2 separate regions of the Homo sapiens genome follow, and region 1 is linked to region 2. The links are chromatin loops, found by intact Hi-C in ENCODE. Cell type or tissue: PC-9. All regions are shown on one strand.

Region 1 (8,000 bases), 95 kb after region 2:
TTTGTACCTCTGTTATGTGGTAAAACAAGATGTGGATTTTCCTATGAATCATACCTCAAGAAATGGAGAGAAAAAAACTGCTCCAATCTTATTTACATTCCTCTCCTCTTGGAAATCTGTTACATGGATTGTCTCCGTGATGCTCTTCCTCTTTCTGAGCCTCAGGCACTCATAGAGTACAGTCTTTGGTCTTAGCATGCCTATTTATATTTGCTGCCCATTGGTCAACTCCAATCCTGGTGTCTCAAAGGACCTTAAAGAACATCTTCTCATTTTGTAGGAGAGGAAATTGAGATCTGGAGCAATGGATTGAATTGGCCAGGAAACACTCAGTGGGTCAGAGACCAAACTGGACTCACTCACCAGGATTACTCCATCTGCCACCAACTGCAGTGCCCACTAAGGTCCTGGGGGTGGAGTGAGTGTGAGTGGTGGGTGGAGGCAGGTTATTAGATCTGCCTTGGAATGTCCACAGCCTCCCCTTATTTTGCAGTAGTTTGTATTTATTTTATTTATTCATACACTGCCTTAAACCAGATATGACTTAAAATTCTGTCTATCCATATTTCTTTAAGTTCTGCTTATGGGATTGAATAATGCAAAAGTTTGTATATGCCCACAAATGTTCATGGAGGGAGAGACAAGAAACTTAACAGTGGTTATCTTTGAGGAGTGAAGCTGAAAAACAATAGTTTTATATTTCACTCCTTCCCTCATGTACTGTTTGAAATTTGCATGCCATGGGTGAGTGGGCAGCAAGAGAAATGACTCTGACTTAAAGGATTTTACGGCGTATTGGGGGAAATAGAACAGTCATCCATGGATGATTTAACTTGAGAGGAATTTTATTACAAAGTAGCCTCAACACAAGTCTTAAAGAAATTAAAAGTAAAAGAGTAATCTAAACCAAATATGGGAGGTTTGGGAGGAAGACCAATCTATATTTCTTCCCTGTGAGACCCAGAAGGCCTTGCCCCCTTTAAGGATGTCATTTCAATCTCATGGAAACACAGGTGCATGAAGCCTGGCCTGCAATTGGCGGCATTAGTGTGGTCTTAGCACCTTTAATTAGAGGAGCTCTTAGAGCGGTCTGAATGTTAATTACTCAATGCCCTTTTCTATTGGTGATTGTACTTCATGTGGTTTTAGTCCCTTTTCTGAATATTATTGTCAGAAACACACATGCTTTTCCAGTTTCACAGATACAGAGAAACTTGACAGAATCTTATGAACTGGTTTGGTCCCTGCTGTCACCCCTGGAAAGATGTATTCTTATAAGGAACATACCAGGAATCATCTTCCCTACCCAGGTCTTCACTCCAAGATGAAGGATCAGTGAAAATGGGAAAGTGTGTGTCAGGATTAGAAAGAGATGCTCTGCTTTTTCATCTTTGTACCACCCACTTCATCATTTATTATAATGGCGAGGAATGGCGCTTCTAATTTTGCCTGTGTTTAGGATTTTTTTTAAATTGGAAATTCACTTTCATGCACATTTTTTAAGAGCTATATTGGCAAGAGCTATAAAATAGCAGAATGACACTTGTTAAAGTTATCTTTACATTTCCAATTCTCTTACTTTTCTGGCTGAGTCACTGTGAGCAGTGCTTCTTTTTCTGTAAAGCTGTCATTTTAGGATTCTCTTGGTGCTCCTGCTTGAGCTGTTATCACTGCTGAATCTCAAAAAGAAGAGTTTATCTTATTAATTAAAACAACATAATATGAAATTCTAACTTCTTAAATTACATTGTAACATTTCTCTCAGGCCAACAGGGATCTCTTTTGGTGGTTTTGTTATAAATATAGCTTCCACTCTGTTATAGTACCTTACTATTTCTAATGCAATTATAAGCCAACAAAATGTAGGATTTGATTGAGATTCACTGACATATTGCTAAGCATATACTAAGTTGTTGCAGTGGTCCCAAGAAGATGGATGGACTTATCATTCCTTATCATGTCGCTTCCTGCTTAAAATTCTTCCATGGCATCCTGTTGCAATGAAAATAAAATCCAAACTCCTTATCTTGGCCAATAAGGCCGGGGAACATCTTGGCCCTGCCTCCCTTTCTGACCTCATCTCTGGCTCTCTCACTCTCACTCTGCTCCAGGCACACTGGCTCTATCTCCCTGTCCTTATCACGAGCTGGTTCTGGCTGTAGGATCTGTGGACTGGCTGTTTTCCCTGCTACTGGGAGAATACTCTGCACCAGGTCTTTGCATGGCCACCTGCTTCTTGTCGTTCAGGTCTCAGTTCAGGTATCCCCTCTGAGGAGAGGCCCAACCTGACCCCCCTTCTTCACATCACCATTACTCTGTAATCTTACCTTGTTTAATTTTCTTCATAGCACTTTCCACTATTTGATCTTGTTCATTTATTTGTTCACCTTTTTCCTCTACTAAAATATGTGTTGACTGAATGAATGGGGGAATGTCTGTTTTTGTTCAATATTGTGCCAACAGAACTTAGTATAGTGCCTGGATGTAGGAAGAAGTTAATAAATATTGGATGGCTGGCAAGATGGCTGGATGGGTGGATGAAGGCACAGTTAAAATGCAGATGGACACAGCCATGTGACATTCTAGAAATCTAAAAGACTGAGCTGGGTTACACAGAGGTACGTACAGTATACACTCAGGGCAGAAGCAGCAGCCCTTTCTCTGCTGGGGCAGTGCTAGACTCAACAGATAAGGTCTGGATTTAAGATATGTCAGCAAAGTTGAGCACAGATGGGTATCCACATTGAAACTGCAACCTGGTGTTTTGTACAAATGAGAAAAACTCGAAGAAGAGTTCAGCCCTTAGAAAGAGCTGGCAGGATTCAGATAAGCAAAGTGATCAATATATAGGATGGGACTCTCTGGGTACTGGAGACCACAGTACCACAGTAGGGAATATGGGAATGATGCCCAACTTTTGTGCCAGAAACCAACGCAGTAGGCATTAGAGGTGCAGAGGTGTCCTCTGGAGGAGGCAAGTTGCAGCCTGTTGACGTCATTGCCGTTGCTAGTTTATTTCACTCTGTGTGCTTCAGAACTCTGGGGTTAGGTGGCACAAGGCCATTTCTATACCCATCTTGCTGGGCAGCAACCAGCTCTTAACCTGAAGTCCTGCAATGGCAGCTTTAAATATAGGTAAGATGTCTGGAAGGTAGAACCTTAAAAGCAATCAGGTTGGAACCAGGACTGGGCAAGAGCTGCTGGTTTTAATGGCAACTATGTATTTTTCCTAGAATCCTGGCCTATTGCAACTAGAAGGAATAACTAGTCTAATAATCTTATTTTTATAGATAAGGAAACACATACCCAAGAATGTTAAGTTGATATTGGAGACTGAAATTCTGATTTCTTAGTTGTGCTTTTTGTGCTACAGAGACTATGTTGACTTCTCTTTGGGTAGAGAGGGGATTTTTCTATACTTAGCATTTCTCTGCTCCAAAGTAGCTCACACCTGTAATACCAGCACTTTGGGGGCTGAAGCAGGAGGATCACTAGAGCCTAGGAGTTCAGGTCCACCCTGGGCAACATAATGAGACACCATCTATGTAAAAAATTAAAAAATTAGCAGATGTGCTGGCATATGCCTGTAGCTCCAGCTACTCAGAAGGCTGAAGTAGGAGGATTGCTTGAGCCCTGGAGGTCAATCCTGCAGTGAGCCATGATTGTGCCACTGCACTGCAGCTTGGGTGAGAGTGAGACCCTATCTCAAAAAAAAAAAATTAGATATTAATAATCAGATAATAATATAAATTATAATAGCTAATTTTTTTTAGTTCTTTCTGTTTTCCAGGTACCGTTCTCAGTGATTGGTACTTAGTAGCTCATTTCATTTTCATGATACCTCCATAAGGAAGGTATATTATTGTTTACATTTTACAGGTGCAGAAACTGAGCACAGGTGCACAACATTCCCAAGCTCACACAGCTAATAAGTAGAGGAACATGAAGTACAAGGCCTGGCTCGAGAACCCCTATTCTTAACCACTAAATAATGTTAACCTCTTTTAATAAGGTTGGTTAAACAAAGTAAGATGTTTTTAAGTGGCATGACTTGTCAGCCCCTTGCATGTGCTTAAGGGGTAGTGTGATCCTCCTAGTTGAGGAACATAGTAAACAGTATTTCTCAAATGTACTTGATAGCAGGGAGACTTTTTCTAGGGGCATTTTATGGGATTAATGTTTGCAGAATACAAATGGGGAGACACTGTTCTATCTCTAAAGACCCTTATGTACATTCTTAGTGGCAGCCTTCCTTACCTCCACAAGAAGTAGTGCTGCAGTTTTAGAGGCTGATTGTCAGGAGGATACCATCTCTTTCTTTTGAGACTAGATGGTCGTCCTTTTGGTCAGGGCCTCTTTGGTCAGAATGGCACAGTAGGAACAAGATCTGCCTTTGGCATTCCTTGGTACACACTGAATCAAGCCTGAGGCCCAGAAGTCCTCTGGCTGAGCATTGCTTTCCCACCCTGTACCTGTTCCCAGTTCTATTTCAACTGGCACTCATCCACTCTGTACACTGCATACCAAAGTAGTAACGTGGCAAAGGGTTCTACTGGTAGATTAAGCCCTCTGGCTAAACTCTGCCTCTCCCCTAACTTAAGGATTGACTCTCACTGAGAATGCTCCAGAAGAGTCTTCCTTGGAAAATATACTCAACTAGGATAAGGAAGGAGTGTTTCATAGCCTTGGTCCCTGAGTGGAGGAAACCCTTCCTGTTTATTCCCACATCTTACCTCATTAACTCCAGCTCCAACCAGCTGCTCCAGGCTATCTAAATGGTATGGATAGAATTTTTAAGGACATAGCCCCAGGTTAATGACAGAATTCTAAACAATTTTAGATGTTTTCACAAACACTTGCCTTTTTCAGATCCTTGCAATTCCTATTTTGTTTATTCTTAATTTTTATGGGTACATAGTAGGTATATATATTTATGGGTTACATGAGATATTTTGATACAGGCATACAATGCATAACAAGCACATAAGGGTAAATATGGTATCTGTCACCTCAAGCATTTATGCTTTGTGTTACAAACAATCCACTTATACTCTTTTAGTTATTTTTAAATGTACAATTAAATTACTCTTTACTATAGTCACCCTGTTGTGCTAGCAAATATTAGATCTTATTCTTTCTTTTTTTTTTTTTATCCATTAGTCATCCCCACTTCCCTCATCCCTCCACTACTCTTCCCAGCCTTTGGTAACCATCTTTCTACTCTCTGTCTCCATGAATTCAGTTGTTTTAATGTTTAGATCCCACAAGTAAGTGAGAACATGCAAAGTTTGTCTTTCTGTGCCTGGCTTATTTCACTTAACATAATGACCTCCAGTTCCATCCATGTTGTTGCAGATGACAAGATCTCATTGAGTTTTATGGCTGACAAGTATTCCATTGTGTGTATGTGCCACATTTTCTTTATTCATTCATCTGTTGATGGACACTTCGGTTGCTTCCAAATCTTGGCTCTCGTAAATAGTTTTGCAATAAACATGGGAGTGCGGATATCTCTTTGATATACTGATTTCTTTTCTTTTGGGTACCTACCTAGGAGTGGGATTGCTGGATTGTGTGGTAGTTCTTGAACTCCTGACCTCAAGTGATCCACCTGTCTCAGCCTCCCAAAGTGCTGGGATTACAGCTGTAAGCCACTGTGCCCAGCTGGTAATTCTATTTTTTGTTTTTTGAGGAACCTCCAAACTGTTCTTCATACTGGTTGTACTAATTTACATTCCCACCAACAGTGTAAGAGAGTTCCCTTTTCTCCACCTCCTTGCCAGCATTTGTTAGCCTGTCTTTTGGATAAAAGCCATTTTAACTGGTGTGAGATGATATCCTGTTATAGTTTTGATTTGCATTTCTCTGATGATCAATGATTTTAAGCACCTTTTCATATACTTGTTTGCCAATTGTGTATATTCTTTTGAGAAATATCTACTCATATCTTTTGCCCATTTTTTAATCAGTTGATTAGATATTTTCCTATAGAGTTGTTTGAGCTCCATATGTATTCTGGTTATTAATCTCTTGTCAGATTGGTAGTGTGCAAATGTATCGTTCCATTCTGTGAGTTGTCTCTTCACTTTGTTGATTGTTTCCTTTGCTATGCAGAAACTTTTAATTTGATGTGATCTCATTTGTCCCATTTTACTTTAGTTGCCTGTGCTTGTGGGATATTACTCAAGAAATCTTTGCCCAATTCAATGTCCTAGAGAGTTTCCCCAATGTTTTCTTACAGTAATTTTGTAGTTTGAGGTATTAGATTTAAGTTTTTAATCCATTTTTATTTGATTTTTGTATATGGTTAGAGATACGGGTCTAGTTTCATTCTTCTGCATATGGATATCCAGTTTTCTCAGAACCATTTATTGAAGAGACTGTCTTTCCCCCACTATATGTTCTTGGCACTTTTGTAAAAAATGAGTTCACTGTAGATGTATGGATTTGTTTCTGGGTTCTCTATTATATTCCATTGGTCTGTGTGTCTGGTTTTATGCCAGTACCATGCTATTTTGGTTACTATAGCTTTGTAGTATAATTTGAAGTGAGGTAATGTGATTCCTCCAGTTTTGTTCTTTTTACTCAGGATGGCTTTGGCTATTGTGGGTCTTTTGTGGTTCCATATAACTTTTAAGATTTTTTTTTTCTATTTCTGAAGAATGTCATTGTTTAGGCAGTGATTGCATTGAATCTGTAGATTGCTTTGAGTATTGTGGACATTTTAACAATATTGATTCTTCCAGTCCATGAACATGAAATATCTTTCCATTTTTTTGTGTCTTCTTCAATTTCTTGCATCAATGTTTTACAGTTTTCATTGTAGAGATCTTTTATTTCCTCAGTTAAGTAAATTCCTAAGTGATTTTACTCTGTTTGTAGCTATTGTAAATGGGATTATTTTTAATTTATTTTTCAAATTGTTCCCTGCTGGCTATGGAAATCCTAGTGATTTTTGTTTATTCATTTTGTCCCCCGCAACTTTACTGAATTTGTTTATCAATTCTAATAGTTTTTCATTGAAGTCTTTAGGTTTTTCTAAATATAAGATCATATCATCTGCCAACAAGGATAACTTGATTTGTTCCTTTCCAGTTTAGATACCCTTTATTTCTTTCTCTTGTCTGATTGCTATAGCTAGGACTTCCAGTACTATGTTGAATAACAGTGGCAGTGGGCATCCTTGTCATGTTTCAGATCCTAGAGGAAAGACTTTTAGTTTTTCCCCATTCAGTATGATACTAGCTATGGGTCTATCATATATGGCTTTTTTTTGTGTTGAGGTATGTTCCTTCTATACCCAGTTTTGTAATGGTTTTTATCATGAAGTGATGTTGAATTTTTCCAGATGCATTTTTAGCACCAACATTAATTGAAATGTTTATGTGGTTTTTGGCCTTCATTCTGTTGATATGATATCTCACACTGAGTGATTTGTATATTTTGAATCATACTTGTATCCCTGGGATAAATCCTACTTGGCCATGAAGAAATATCTTTTTAATGTGTTATTGAATTCAGTTTGCTAGTATTTTATTGATAATTCTAAATCAATATTCTTTAGAGATAATTGGCTTGTAGTTTTCTTTTTTTAATGTGTCTTTGTCTAGTTTTGGTGTCAAGGTAATACTTCTGGCCTCCTATAATGAGTTTGGAGGTATTCCATTCTCTATTTTCCAGAATAGTTTGAGTAGAAGTGGTATTAGTTCTTCTTTAAATGTTTGGTAGAATTTGGCAGTGAAGCCATCAGGTCCTGGGCTTTTCTTTACTGGGGAACTTTGTATTATGGCTTCCATCTCATTTGGTCTGTTCAGGGTTTTTTCATGGTTCAGTTTTGGTACATGGTATGTGTCTATGAATTTATTCATTTCTTCTAGATTTTCCTATTTATTGGCATATAGCTGCTCATAGTAGCCATTAATGATCCTATGAGTTTCTGCAGTATCAGTTGTAATTTCTCCTTTTTCATCTCTGATTTTATTTATTTTATTTATTTATTC
Region 2 (8,000 bases):
TTCATTGGAACAGGATGATAATATGAAAAATCTTTTATCTGTTGCCCCCATTTTTTCTGTTCAGGAACTGTATCTTCTGTGTCAGTCCCTTTTACAGTCATGGAACTGAGAACTAAAAGGGCAGCACTCACTCTCCCTAACCCTGACCATCGGCAGGCCCTGGAGGCAGGAGCAGGAGAATGGGGACCTGGGTTTGAAATCCAGCTTCTTGACTTAGTAGCTGGGAAGTTGTGTTTGTACTACCTCAGGTTCTTCTAATACAGCCTTCTAATAAGGCCTATTTTCCAAACTTGTCAAGAGAGTTAAAGGATGTAACATATGTAATAGTTAATGCTCGACAAGGTCTTTTAAATTGGTTTTATAGACTTTCTACCCCCTTTTCCAGATTGCTCTTATTAGCAAACTAGCAAATTATCTAGTTTAGTGTTTCAAACCTTTTTGTTTCAAGACTGTGATTCACATACTCTGCAGGTGCCGAGGAAATGAATTCCCTTTCTCTTTTTCTCTCTGAGAAACAGTGGACTTGACTTAGCCTTTGCCTCATTTAAGCAAGGCTTACCCAAAAACCTTTTCATGTCACACCTGTGTGCCTGGCATATGCATGCCTCTTCAGTAATGCAGAGAAATCCTTAGTAAATGACTCAAGGCTTTGCTTACCTGTAACTCTTAGGTAGCATGCCCTGTGACTGAGTTGTATGGAAAAAGACGCTTCCTTAAGTAACTGCACATGGATTTCATGTTGACCATTAATGTCAAACCCAGTGTTCTTCTTATTTCTCCCGCAGTTATCTGTTTTATGTGAGTGGTAAGGACAACTTTGTGCTCATTAAATAGAAAACAAGACCAAAGGTTTTCAAAAGAGCATGTATGTGCCCCAAATCAACTAATTGTAAACATATTTCCCAGGAAGGTACCTTGGAATATGTTGATTTATCTGTATTGGGAGCACCTCTGTAGGAGCAGGGGAACAGAGTTAAGATCTGCTTACTGGCTAGTCTTATTATCTGGGAACATGTTACATTAATTTCCTGGGGTCCAGTTTCCTCATCTGCAAAATGAGGACGTTGGATTAGATAAACCTGTTAGAGTGCTATGAAACATGAAAATTACCTGATCAATGAACCTCATTTGTATTTGGGGTTTCATGTACTTTGTGATTCATGATTATTTGATAGTCTGGGACTAATGCTTATTCTTTTTTTTTTTTTAAATAAAAAAGGTTCTTGTCAAATTAATTATAGAAATAAGATATAGAGGACAGTTTAAACAGTAAGACTCATTAATGGCTTTTAATACTAGCACCAGGACACATGATATCTGCTAATTATAGCAATGTTTTTTCTTAATTTAAGGTCACATGTTCTTAGCTATTTGTTGTGGTTATTTGAAACCAAATAATGCCTCATTTCTTTATAATAAAATTCTCCAATTTACATTTTACCAGATTAGCAGTTTTTCTATAAAATTTGTGTGAATGTATGTAATTTTTTATTATGCTCTTGTTAAGATTAATGGGCCCTAATATCCAGCAATAATAATAAAATTTATTTTGTTGTGAATAGTCTCAGAAACAGCCAAATAGTCCTTGTGTTTGGAATTTATGTATTTTAGAAATAAATTCATCTCATATGTGAATGAAATCAGTTGGCCAAACTTTCAAACTCAAGCCTTTCGATTTTCAGATGATTTGAAACAGAGTGGCTCTCCGGAGGTCTCTGGATGGTTCGCCCTGTTCTCCCTGCACTGGTAAGGTAGTGCTAGGTGTCAGCCTAGATCTCATGAGGGCGTTGAGACCCTAGAGGGAAACCAGCAAGATGGGATCTTGGGAAACATGAGATGTCAGGATATCCAACCACTTGATTGATCCACTTGGCAGACCAGCTACAATTGTAACCTGAAAATAACTACTCCCAAGAATACAGTCACATTTCTACAAAGAGGTTAAAAAAGAGTACAGTCACCAACTGCACTATTGGTAACACTGTACAAACTTTTGGAATAAAATTATACTTTTATGGCTCAAATCATACTATGTACGTAATAATATTAAAGTGCTAAAGCTAGTTTTGTAGGATTTGTGGCCTGCCAGTCAGAGAATGTCACCTGAATTTATCTAATTCCAGCAGCCATATTTTGAGCTTTAGATAGTTGATGTTACTAATATTCTTAATGTCCACTTGATTATAATCCAGTCTGTAGAAGCTGTTATTACCATTGTTATTATCACTGATTAATGGATCATTTTAAAGCTAAGGGGCATAATTTTATTTTCCTTATGTATGTTCCTTTATTTTCACATTCTTCATTTTTCTTTGCCTCTATTAAAGGGGCATGCATTTTCTTGTGTATATGTTTAAGTATTAAACATCAATATCATTTGGATATTTTAAGTTTTCTAAAAGTTTATGCTCATGGTACATTAAAAATAACTAGGAAATTTTAATTTATTGTGAATTTGTGTTGCTGTTCATTATAGAATCTTAGGCTGAGAGAAAATTCAGGAAATCGTTTCACTGTTTTTTTGAGCTCCACCAGGTTTCTACCTAAAAACTAACCTTGAAAAAAATGGTATGTATTTTATTTTGAAAGTTCTCTTGGGAAGTAGATCATATCAAAGTATATTTTTCAGGGTTTTAGATAAATATGCTTTCAGTAAAGCAATGATTAAAATCTTTTGTTCTTAAATGTTTTATGTTTTCTTCAAAACATCAAAAAAATTTTTTCTGCTTTAAAAACTCTTTTATCTTTGCAATGACTTGCAGATTAGGCACTTTCTTGCTCCTGCTGTCTTATGTAGATGGTTCTAGGACATATTATAGCTTTTATTCACATGATATATGGTCACATTAAGTTTAAAATATCATATTTTGTGTTAATGTGAGTTGTCTCCCAGATCTCTGTAAATCTTGGTGCAATTTTATTTCCCTGATCATGTAGGGGGTTTTGACATTGTTGTCTTTTGCACTGTATTGAGGGTTTGTTTATTGGCACTACATGCAGTATGTCAGGAGACAAAAGATCTTAATGATGGAGAAAGTCCAGGAACCTATTTAGGCCTAACTCCCTCCCACTCTAAACAGGCAATTTATTTGCCCTCTTCTTCTGCTGGTTCTTCTTGGTAAAATTCAAATCTGACCTGTTATTCTGTTTAAAATTCTGTAATGCTTCCTACCCACCTGAGGTACCAAGTCCCTACCCCTTAGCGTGGCCTGGAACACCCCACACAGTTTGCCACCATCCTACCTGCCCAAGTCTCCTCCTCTATGGCTGTTCTGCATTGCCAGGGAAGGAATATATTCTAAGGACCTGCCGTTACTGATCACTTCTGATTCTGTGAACTTAATGCAGATTTTTTTTTTTTTTTTTTTTTTTTTTGAGCTGGAGTCTCCCTGTTGCCCAGGCTGGAGTGCAGTGGCGCGATCTCGGCTCACTGCAAGCTCCGCCTCCCGGGTTCAGGCCATTCTCCTGCCTCAGCCTCCGGAGTAGCTGGGACTACAGGTGCCCGCCAGCACTCCCGGCTAATTTTTTGTATTTTTAGTAGAGACGGGGTTTCACCGTGTTAGCCAGGATGGTCTTGATCTCCTGACCTCGTAATCCGCCCGCCTGGGCCTCCCAAAGTGCTGGGATTACAGGCATGAGCCACCGAGCCCGGCTTAATGCAGATTATTGAACATTTCTGAGCCTCACTTTCCTCCTCTGTACAGGAAAATGGTATTTCCTGTCTCTCAAAGTTGTTGCGAGCATTAAATGAAATAAGGTGTGTTTAGTGGCCACCAAGGGTCTTTTTAAGTTAACTAAACATGTGGACTCACAAGGCTACCACAGGCCACATTCCTTGCCAGCTTGCCAGCAGGGCAGCATCAAGAATTCCTCTCAGCAGGGGCTCTGCATGTTTGCACAAATGACAGCTCACATACCTTTCTGGGGACTGTTGTCTCCCCACACGACGTAGTTCCAGGTACAAAGCCTAAGCTCCACATCAGGGAGGTACGGGAGCTGCCCTGGCTCAGAAGAAGCCTCCTGCCTTAAGCAGCCAGTATCTCTTGTAACAATTCTTGATATAGTTTGTAGGGTTCCCAAGAAGAAACTGCATTCAGGGAAGGCCAAAGTGTCCTATCAGACATTTACAGCTCATTCATATTTCTTCCTGGTTCAGATGCAGTTTACCAACCAAGGATCATTTTTACCGTAAGCAGTGTTGCCTAGCAATATTGTGGATGCCTAAGCTCTTACCTGGTTTCCAGGGTAACAGAGCTAGGTGGCTAAACCAAAGATCAGATTCTCAAGCAGCAAGGGAAAAGGTTTTTAACCCCTTAATTCCAGTGTGCAACAGACGCAACCAGGGGCTTCACACATTATAGTTATCAAAATACGCTAGTTCATTTCTTCAACAAATATTTAAGAGCTCATGATATACGTTAGGAGCAATGTAAGACAGTAGAAATACAGTGGCAAGGTAAACATATATGGCATCTACCTTCATATTGTCTCTTCCATGATGCCCTTAATTCCTTTCACTGCCTGGAGAACTACTATTTATCTTTCAAAGGCCAGCTCAGATGTTACCTCTTCTCTGAAGTCTGTGTACAATCTATTCTTGTAGCAGTTTGTGTTTATTGCCTTGAATTCATGGATTGGTCTTGGGGATCCATGAATCCCCTAAAGTAATATGCAGATTTTGTGTGCTTGTAGAAATGTACATTTGAGGAAAGAGGCTAACACTTTTCTTAAATATTCAAAGGGATCTGTACTGCTCCCCCGGTGCCACCGCCCACCCCCCCCGCCAACTGCAAGAATTTAGAACCGTTACTCTGTTACCAGCATTTATAACATGTGCTTTTGTTATTTGTTTGTAGGTCTATATTTCTTACTAGAACATGAGTACCTTAAGAGAGACGGACTGTATGTGTTCATATTTTGTGCCAGTAGAATGCCTTATTCATAGTAGACTTATAGGAAATGTACGTTGAAAGAATCACTTCTCAGTATGCTTAACAGGCTCAGCACTTTGATGATACCAATGGTGCAGCATATACTAATTTCAAAGGAAAAGTTCTTCCTTATGTTAAACTAAAATCAGCCTTTCTTGTTTCTAGCTTTGTCCTCTGCAGTTATAAATTGTGTACCCTCTTCTGAACTGTAATTGCCCTTTTATGCAACTCAGTTGATTGGGGAAATCAAAGGAAAATGGTTAACATGGGGGAATTGTTAAAAAAAAAAAGTAGCATTCACATTTTAAATGTTTTAACTTATAACATCTGAATGTACATTAATTTACTAGTATTTGTGTTTTGTTAGAAGGAGGAACTTAGCATATATCACCTTAACGAAGTTATCAAGATTAGCATCACTAAGTTGTGTTGATATGATATATTCTCTGATTTGATGTGATGAGAAAGGTACATTTCACTTCTGTGAGATTCTTTCCCCAAATCCATACCACCAGCCTAATCTTGAGACAATATTAGACTAACTCAGATTGAAGAATATTCTGTAAAATACCTGATCTTTGCAAAAATCTCAAGTGTCTGAAAAATAAGGAAATATTGAGAAACTGTTATAGACCAGACGAGACTAGGGAGACATGATGACTAAATGCAAAGTATTATCATAAATTAGATCTTGGAACAGAAAAAAAGGATATTAGTGGAAAAACAGGTGGAATTCAAAGTGTGTAGTTTTGACAAATCTACCATGGTACCATAAAATAGTAAGTTTAGGTCCATCTGGGTGAAGTGTATATGGGAACTAATACACTACCTTTGTAAGTTTTCTGTAAATCTAAAGTTATTCCAAAATGAAAAGTTTACTAAAATATAGTAATAGAAGAAATTATAGAAGAAAGTTGTTAGGTGATCTGACCATTAAGACACGTAAACCAAAATAAAAGGCAGTAACACCAAAAAAATTTGTAACAGATTAATAAGCATGAGGCTAATACTCTTAATATAGAACACATTTTTACAAATTAATAAGAACATAATAATACCACCCTGGAAAATAGTCACTAATCACAATTCACAGAAGAAACACAGTAGACTATAAGTAGCAAAACTAGATGAATCTCACCAGTAATTTAAGAGTTGCCAGTTAAAGCAGCATTGAAAATACTTTTACCTATTACTAATGCAGAAATGGAAAAATGATAGTATTCATTTATGAAAAGGGTGAGTGGAAGAATTATAGATTGGCACAGCCTTTCTGAAAAGAAATTCACCAAATAGGTGTTGGGTTTTAAAATATGCATATAGTTTGTGCTTATCATCTCACACTTATATAGGATTCTTTCCAAGGAAAATAGATATGTTCATAAATATTCTAACAGGAACATTCATCACAGAGTTATTGATAATGAAAAACTCAAAACCTAAATATCTAACAGTTGAGGGAATCATCTCAAAAGTTTTGATGTACTTATGGAATAGAATATTGTGGACTAATTAGGATTCATCTAAATAAAACAACAAAAGCAAGATATAGTATGTTTATTCACGATTCTCAAACTTCGTGTGATATGTACAGATATATCTTTTGAACGGATGGCAAAGAAATACACTGTCATGTTTAGTTACTTATCTCTGGGTAGTGAGATAAAGGATGATTTTTCCTTGTTTATACCTCCTTGCATTTTCAAAATTAGCTGTAGTGAGTATATATTACTTTTATAATTGGGGAAAAAATTAGCATTGCAAACCTTGTGGTTAATGAGTTTCTTTCATCTTTTATGGTCATTTAATTAAGAAAATGTTAGTATCATTTTGTTCTGTGAAAAATGATTTTTCCTCTTTCCACTAGGAAGCTCCTCAGGGTGCTCCCACTGCCGAGTGAGAACTGGGGAGCTCTAGTTGGAGAATGGTGTTGTCATCCTGACCCCTTTGCTAATAAATCACTTCATCCGCAAGAGAATGACTGTTTTATTGGAGACTCTTTCTTCTTGGTGAATTTAAGAACCAGTTTGTGGCAGCAAAGACCTGAACTATCCCCAGTGGAGATGTGCTGTGTTTCTTCTGACAACCATTGTAAATTGGTAAAATATCATTTCAAAATAAATGGTAATTTAGAGGCTGTCTTAGATACTGACTTCTTCAATCTTTTCCTAATTAAGGGCTTGTTACATAGACTGCTGTAAAGGCCAAAATTCATTATTTTCAACTGTCATCGCTATCGTTGCTTTATCAAAACAGGAAGAGCATATGGCTTTAAACTAAAACAGCCACAGGCGCCTGGAAGAATAAGGAGAGGAAGACCTCTGCAGGCTTAGAATTGCGAGTGCTACCATTTTACAAACAAAATGTCTTGCTTTCTTGTTCTTAGGACAATATTGCATAATTTGTGTGCATTTTATCCTAAATAGTCTGATTTAGGTTAAAAGTGTTGTCTTGCTCCAGGATATCTACTATACTATTAGGCTGAGGTATTTTACTATTTCTGCCCATAGTCTAGACTTCTGCTGAAGTCATAAATGGAGATGTCATCAAGTAAAAAGAGGAATGGAGGAGCCCAGGAATGGAGATAAAGCTTGTGTTTCAGGGTCTGAGTTGGTGCTTGACAGTGTGAGGTCAGGTGGCTCTTGCTGCATAAGTTGCTTTGGGAAGAAGGCAATTTTCTCTCACTGCAGAGAACAAGTGTTTTACTTTATTTTAAAAGAAAATCAATGGCATTGGCTTGGCCCATGTGAGAAAGCATTCCACTGATGGCCAGTCAATACAGATATTATTTAAAAAGTAAAATCATTCCCAGAGAATCATTTTAACATCTGATTATTGGTGGGAACTAAAACATTGTATTTTAAATTTCATTCAGAACTCATTTAATTTTTGTAATAATAACTGAGCGACTGCAGGAAATATGCAGTAGGTGGGCAGCTCTTAGGTTGTAAATTAGTTTATAGAACTATTCTGAGGGAGATGAAGGAAATTCGTCAAATGTGGAGGTTAAGTTGTTGTCAGATAAAGTTATTTAAGTGCCTCATTTTACACTGTAAACAGAAATCCCTTTAT

What was found. Peaks named below come from ENCODE experiments on the same cell type or tissue, not always from the same donor. Only the 100,000 strongest peaks of a DNase experiment are listed, where the experiment ranks them.
Region 1: it touches region 2 in a loop (4-fold over the local background); 1 of 110 quality-filtered maps calls a loop at or near these places.

Annotation. Positions count from the first base shown.
Region 1 is chr6:82,948,152-82,956,151 of GRCh38, reverse strand. All of the region lies in intron 9 of UBE3D (ubiquitin protein ligase E3D), which reads left to right. Among named protein-coding and RNA genes, the nearest start is that of UBE3D, 110 kb to the left of the region's middle. In PC-9, no CTCF peak of the experiment used is centred here; no DNase peak of the experiment used is centred here.
Region 2 is chr6:83,043,455-83,051,454 of GRCh38, reverse strand. It overlaps UBE3D (ubiquitin protein ligase E3D), which reads left to right. Exons shown (of 10, transcript NM_198920.3): 4 at 6,796-7,027. Among named protein-coding and RNA genes, the nearest start is that of UBE3D, 18 kb to the left of the region's middle. In PC-9, no CTCF peak of the experiment used is centred here; DNase peaks (open chromatin) are centred at 3,894 and 4,194.